3 separate regions of the Homo sapiens genome follow, and regions 2 and 3 are each linked to region 1. A link is a loop called in an ENCODE intact Hi-C map of the cell type or tissue named here. Cell type or tissue: Calu3. All regions are shown on one strand.

Region 1 (2,500 bases):
GTTCTGTATCCTTGTTCCATACTGCCCTACTTACAAGTATTCCCAACTCATCTAAATGCATAAAACCCACAATCCTGTTTTCACTCAACACCCTGCCAGTAACTGTTGCCTTCCTATCTAAATATGATGGAAATGTGTTATATATTTAAGCTTGTATTATCATTTTCAATATTTCTATATTTCCTGTAGACTTTTCTCTAGTGGGGAAAATATTTTTTTAAAAAGAACTCTTTCGAAACGAATTTTATAGCATGTAGACCAGAGATGGCCAAATAGGTTATATACGCAGAACCACCTCTGGGGATCTCACCTCTGGCAGCCATTATTTTAATCAGGGCACAATTTCCTGCTGAGTCCAGGCTTTACCTCAACCTTCTCAACACAGCTCTCCAGGAAGCAACAACCAATTTGACTATACTGGGAGTGGGGTTGACACATTTACCTTCCTGACCCATCCTTGGCAACAGCTGGGGAAATGAAATGTTCTTGATGGTGATGTTGGCCTAAAGGTTTGGGAGGAAATTGCCCTACTTCTTTACTGAAAGTATAGCCAGATTAACTGCAGAAAGCAAAAATATCATTATAGACATTTTTAGCTTGGCTTTGAAAATGGGCACCATTGCTTCTCTGTAACAGGTACAAAGAACTCAGGTGTGAATGTTTCCAATGAATTGAAGTCTTAGCAAGAAAGTTTCTCGCTCTTTCTCTCTCCCTGTCTAAGTGGGGAAGTATTTAATCCTCTTTGCAAACACAGTCCCAGCTTTCAACCTCACAGGACTGCCTACTGTGTTGAATTACATTCAAAGGTTTATCTGCCATAGACCACTGACCCTAGGGACCGGGCTAAGACTATTCATATTGTCTAGAACTATAGGTCAGATTGAAACCTGCATCTCTGGCAAAAAGCCAACACTTCATTCACCACATCACTCAACTTTTCTCCTCATGTTATGTAATTACAACACAAGTGTCCAGCCTGACATTTCAGTATGAATATTAGTGGGCATAAAAATTCAATCCAGGCATACGACAGACAAAACACTACCAATTTTTACTTTTTAAAATGCAGGGACTGGCATAAAGGAGAGAATAGACCATTACAATTTAGTATACTGACTTAGTAGAGTTAAGTCACTGTAAACCATCAGGAATGGAACACCTGAGCGAGTAAATTTGGAGAGCATGTATGCATATGTGTGCAACTATTATTTGTGTGTGTTAGCAGTGGCTTACAGAGGTTAGTATAGGGGCAGATGGAGGAGGTCCATTCGGTTACAGGGTTTCACATGAATGCCTCATTATTTTGCTACCATATTTTCCTGTAGGTGGCAGCACTAACAAGGCTGGGGTCAGAGAAGAAAGGTTTAGCTTCAGATTCTGAAGAGAAATTTTTAGTAACAAGAGTACAAGAAGAAATTAAAACTTGTGCTTTCCTTTTTAATTAACTATAGATGCTGAAAGTCTTTCAGTAGCCAACATGTTATTCAAATGAACACACACACAGCCATCTCATTTAAAGAAAACAGACCAACACTGGCTAACTTGGCATCATCAGTCGCACTGGAGAGACTTAGAATGTTTCATGTTCTGTGTGTGGGAGAGAACGAACACAGTTTGTTCGGCTTGAAGTATCATTTCTCATAGATAAACATAGAGGAGAAATTTATCCCAGAACTTTTATTTCAGAGAACACTAAAAAAAGTTAGTTATGGCAAAGTTAGTAGCTGGAGTTAGAATCTCAGACCCAGTTTCTGAGGAATCAGCATAATTTCATATGTTATTATTACCTTATTATTCAGTAATTAATAGATTACTAAAATGGTAATGAACATAACAAAATAAAAATTTCAGCCAATAACAAATAAATACCCAGATTTTATAATGAATTTAGTAGATATTTTCAGTTGACATTTTTAAAAAAAGAATACTAAAAGTGTATTGCGAATTTGAGTTTACAAAATTTAATTATTACTAATCATAAAATTATAAATATATGCTCCTAGCTGTGAAATTGATTTAATATTTTACAATCTATTCTCCTGTGCAATCTCTAATTTTAAAAGTCTGTTTTAGGGTTTGTTAGATTTCCTCACATAGACAGTAAGCTCCTGAATAACCACATAAGTTCATCTTGCACAGCAGCAGCGCTATCAGCTTTTGAACACTCACTATGTAAAATTCACTTTATCCTAATCCTCCCAACAAATGGAAGGGATGGTACTGCTTTCTTCATCTTTCACACTGAAAAAGCTAAAGACTAGGAAAGTTAAGCAACTAGTCCAACTGCATATAAAAACTAAGGTGTGAATTCTGGTGTTTAGAGGCAATACTCATTTTACTTACTCTCATTCCCCTGCTTATTGGTAGTTCCCACTGCCAAAGTAAATTACACATAGTAGGTGCTGAACCAAGCTGATGGATTCTATTATTTTAGGATGCCATTACCCTAAATGATTCTGGTTAATTCAGCAGTTGTCCATTATCTATGCTCAAATTAATG
Region 2 (2,500 bases), 300 kb after region 1:
ACAGGAAAAAATGAGTTCCCACAAGGTCACCAGATGAAAGAAATAGAGCCTGAGTTGCTTGTTAAATATACAGATGAACAGCTTTCTTTTCTGGAAATTATGATTTCTGATTCTATAGGTTCTGAATCTAGACTCTGAAATCTACTTTGTTTACAAGGGATTTGTGAAATTTTTATCTATATGTCATTTTGGGAAAGAGCAGAGCAGTGTGCCCCAACCTTGGGTGCACACTATAATCTCCTGGAGAGTGTTTAAACCACACAGATACCCCAGTCACTAGACTTTCTGACTTAATTGTGTTGAAATTGAGCCTACTCAATAGTCCTGTTAAAAGCTCTTTCATATGATTATATCATGAAGGGTTCTCAAACTTTAATATGCATTCAGTCACCTGGATAAATAATGGTTAAAATGATTGAGTAGATTGTGATTAGCAGGTCCGAGGTGGGGCCTAATGTTCTGCATTTCTTTTTTTTTTTTTTTTTTTGAGACAGAGTTTCACTGTGGTTGCCCAGGCTGGAGCACCATGGCACGATCTCGGCTCACTGCAACCTTTGCCTCCTGGGTTCAAGCAATTCTCCTGCCTCAGCCTCCCGAGTAGCTGGGATTACAGGCATGCGCCACCACTCCTGGCTAATTTTTGTATTTTTTAGTAGAGACGGGGTTTCTCCATGTTGGTCAGGCTGGTCTCGAACTCCTGACCTCAGGTGATCCACCCACCTCGGCCTCCCAAAGTGCTGGGATTACAGGCGTGAGCCACCGCACCCGGCCTGATGTTCTGCATTTCTAACAAGCTCCCAGATGATCTCTGTGCTTCTGCTCTCTGGACTACCTATAAGTAGCAAGGCCTATTGAAGTGAATATTTTGGGGAATGGAGACAGAGCTAAAGCTACTGATCACTCACTCACCCTCCCTCCCCACCACACACACACACACACACACACACACACACACACACACTATTTATGTATTTTAGATTCCAGGGGTGAATAAGATGCACAGCATGGAAGAAAAGGTTGAGAATAACCTGCCAACCTATCTAGAGGGAAGAGCTACTGGTTAAACAAATGTGATAACATGCCACAGTGCCTTGCACAGGGCCTGGAACACGAGGTCTCAGGAAATGCTGCTGAATGTGAAGCTGAACCTTCTGAAGGAACCTAAGCAGAGAGTGGGTCATTCAATTGAGAGAGGTCACTCAAAAGAGAGAGGAAGACTTCTTACCCAAGCCTTTCCTTAAATAGTAATGCCTCCCTATATTAATTGCTCTTTCCCTATATCTCTATCAGATTTAGACTTGCTTCAAAACCTGGCTTACCTGACTCAAGTCTTCAAAGACTGGTATTTTAACTAAACTGACTTAGTTCTTCTCTTTTCTTGGTAGTTTAAGAGTGATTCCTTTTTGGTAATAAAGGCATAAATAGAATAGCATTTTTGTTACTAATATATTTCTTTAGGTCTTCTTCATGACTTAGTTATGTGCTCCTGGAGACCTGGGTCCTTTATTTCTTTGGTGTTATTCTCACTACATTTAACACATTTATGTTTACTGCCCACATAGTAGGTACTCAGCATGCTCACTGATGGCAGTGTTGGAGTAGAATCCAAGGGATTTTTATACATTGCATCAATCTGGAAAGAAATGAATAAATTTCAGCAGTGCCAATATAGGATAATATATAAATGCATTGCCTTATTACTTTAAGCAGTTTATTTTTTTCCTTAAGTATGACTGAAAAAAAAACCTAGGGTCAGTTTGTATAACAAATCCATAAGGAGTTCTCTAGTTATAATAATAAATATAGGTTTTTTAATCAAAATAAATGCAGAAAAATTATGTCTTCTTTCTATTACATTCAGAACTTACTTGACCCTAAACTTTGCAATAAGAAGTATATGAAAGTCAAAGAAGAATTATTAAAAGAATCAGAATTAAAGTGTTTTGCCCTACGAAATGGATACATTCACAATTGTTTTAAACTTTATCAAGTGTTCTTAGTCTGAAATAACAATGAGGATTAAGGACAATGTCCAAAGAAGATAGGCACCAAGGGAATGCTAAATTAATGTGAGTAAATGAATGAATGAATTGGTGAATAAATGAGTTGTTCTCAGATTCCATTGGTACGAAACAAGGATATGGATTTCTAAAGTAGAATGACTGATTAAACACTGAACGCTGAACAAAACAGCATTCAGAATGGTGGTGCAATAAAATATAATCCTAGTAATGAGGAGGAGTGGGTTTTAGTCTCAGCATTGCCAGTAGTGCCTTGGGCATGTCACTTAATCTTTCAGGTCTCAGTCAAAATAAAATAATGTATACTAACGATCTCTGAGAGTACATCCAGATCTAGAATTCTATGAATTTCATAAGTCAATTAAACTAGATTTTTTTTCTTAAAAATCAAAAGTTTTTCCAGTTTCTAGACAAAGATTCCAATTTACTTTTGAAATTTTACTTCAGTACAGAAAACTTATGCTGCCATAAACTGCCAT
Region 3 (2,500 bases), 270 kb after region 1:
GCTCATGTCTGGTTTTCTACTATAAATACCCTGACTGTCATGTGTATAGGTGACTGTTCTGGATATTCTTGAACTCAGTATTAGGGCTTTCAAGCATCACGAAGGGCAAATCTCACTCTAACTATTCCCAGTGGGCCTCTGGCAAGTGGGTTAACCATGCATGGATGTTCTCCAATGCTACTGGGTTCAGAGCCAACTCAGAGGATTCTGCTTTCTCACGTTGGCCAATATGGGTGGTAATATCAACCCTGGTATTTTTCTGAGCCACAAGCATGAAACCAATCTTAACATTAATTGGCATAATAAGAACAAAAACTGTATCTGACCTCACAAAATTCAGCTTCACAAATGTAGGCTTTCCAAAATACAAAAATGACAAGTTGAGAAAAATCAAGTTTATTCAAGCTTGAAATTCAAAATTTTTTGTTGTTGTTAATATCTTTCGCTAGCAGACACACACATATGTATATACACAAAACTAAGAATATCAGTCCATTTTTATTTATTCAACATATAGTTTGCTGCATTCTATTTATTTATTACTAAACAGTTATACTAACACTAATTATATCATCTGACCAGAACCTCTAATTAGAAGCTTGATGTCTTTCGTTCATATGAGTGTAGAATTGATGATTATTTTAAAATAATAAGTAGATAAAATCTTCAAATATATAGTTCCAAAGTGACAGAGTGGTCAGATGTAACCAATTATAATTTGAGTCATTGCCATTAAAAATAAAGAAACTGTACATAATTCATACTCTGATAGTATAGTTATCATTGATACAACCCTGTTCTGTTCTATAGATGCTACTGCATCCCAATGCATAAGTGGCAAAGTCTTTATCCTAGGTCTTGGTCTCTTCATTCCTAAACTTTCTGTAATATTTCTTTGACTATAGATGTAGGTGTGCACACACACACACACCTCATTTTGCAGTATTTCTCTTCAATTTTATATCTGGCATATATCTCTATTTAGCCAATCATCACACTGATATGCAACCTTGGTTAGGTGTTTATATGTCTCACCGTACTCTGTTGCTTACCTTTGTTTCCAGCATCTATCCCAGTGCCTAGAGCACAATAGACACTCAATAAGTATGTTAAGAATGAGAGAATCTGTCCCTTCAACATTATTTTTTTCTTTTTAAAAGCAATTAGCCATCTCACCACTATACAAAAAGAGCACCTAGTTTGACCACTGAAAACTGCAAACATTTTGTCCTTTTCCACCCTGTCCGTATCAGGAAACACTCTTGAGTTGATAGTATTAACTACCACCTAGTGGCTAGGATGGGAACTATATGATTTGATATATGCTACCTGCCACCTTCAAGAGACTTGGGAGATTTAAACCTTTGGAAATAGGGTTTATCAATGACAGCAGGAGCAATAAGTAAACCCCAGCAGAATCTAATTTCAGCTCCAACAGTCACACACCTGAGCGCTCTTATTTTGGGTTTGGAGCATTTAATGCTCCTTTGGGATATTTGCATACAGCAAATATCAGACTTCTTAAATCCAAACCTCTCATCTCCCACTTACTATCTGAATGACTCTAGACAAATTATTCAGCATTTCTATATCATAGAGTTCTTCTCATCTATAAAATTGGAATGTACTATATGGCCCTTCATAATCGTAATATCCACATTGAGGATATCAATGTACTATATGGCCCTTCACAATTGTAATATCTACATTGAGGTTCTCGTGAAGAAAAGACATAATAACCCATGTGAAGATTATCGCAATATCTGCTTCTTAATAACTTAGTAACTGAGTATTGTTTCTGTATTGACCTAGTCTGTCTAGCTCAATAGTCTAGCTTCCTGGCTAGTCTGTCTTCCTTTGTAATCAAGGGTGTGAAACAATCTCTGATTATACTGCCTACTCATGAAATTTTTCTCCAGGTCGGGTCTTCATTTTCATTTTCTTCCTTTGTTTGAACTAGTGTCTGCTCTGGCCTTTCTGGCCCTGTCCTCTTTATAAGTCCAATGCATGTCTCAGTATCTCTTCTCCACAACCTACTTCTTTTCATTGAGAAGGTTTGTGTCTGCAATAATGTTCTTACATTTTCATTTATATCACAACAGAGATAATTCCATCTTGGGTACTATTCCTTGTCTATAAATATACTGCTCTGGCCATTTACTCCTTCTCATGTATCTCCTATTGTATGCTCGATTTATTCAGAAACACTTACCATCCTTTCTGCAAACTCATTCCTTCTGTCCTAAGGTATGGCTGATAACACATGTGTGGGCCTGTGGAAGGTTACCTGTATAAGAAAAGAGAAAGGTTAAACATTTTAAGTAAAGTTAGCCACAAATTCTATGAATGCTATCAGTCTTTGTGTATCTCCTTAAAAACCCACACAAACTTGCCATTTTCTAACTCTCCGTCTAATGAAAGTATACTTTTTCTTCAAGCACCAGTCTACAGGAAACTATTGTTGAATCTTTCTCATATAATTTCATTGTCAAAAACAAAA

What was found. Peaks named below come from ENCODE experiments on the same cell type or tissue, not always from the same donor. Only the 100,000 strongest peaks of a DNase experiment are listed, where the experiment ranks them.
Region 2: a loop joins it to region 1, with 2.9 times the contacts of the local background. A loop is called at or near these places in 16 of 110 quality-filtered maps.
Region 3: a loop joins it to region 1, with 6 times the contacts of the local background. A loop is called at or near these places in 19 of 110 quality-filtered maps.

Annotation. Positions count from the first base shown.
Region 1 is chr6:126,803,110-126,805,609 of GRCh38, forward strand. No RefSeq gene overlaps it. Among named protein-coding and RNA genes, the nearest start is that of RSPO3, 310 kb to the right of the region's middle. In Calu3, no CTCF peak of the experiment used is centred here; a DNase peak (open chromatin) is centred at 1,322.
Region 2 is chr6:127,103,943-127,106,442 of GRCh38, forward strand. All of the region lies in intron 4 of LOC105377989 (a long non-coding RNA gene), which reads right to left. Among named protein-coding and RNA genes, the nearest start is that of RSPO3, 13 kb to the right of the region's middle. In Calu3, no CTCF peak of the experiment used is centred here; no DNase peak of the experiment used is centred here.
Region 3 is chr6:127,068,800-127,071,299 of GRCh38, forward strand. LOC105377989 (a long non-coding RNA gene) reads right to left here. Exons shown (of 14, transcript XR_002956387.2): 5 at 2,213-2,287. Among named protein-coding and RNA genes, the nearest start is that of RSPO3, 49 kb to the right of the region's middle. In Calu3, CTCF peaks have their summits at 1,283 (motif pointing left) and 1,482; no DNase peak of the experiment used is centred here.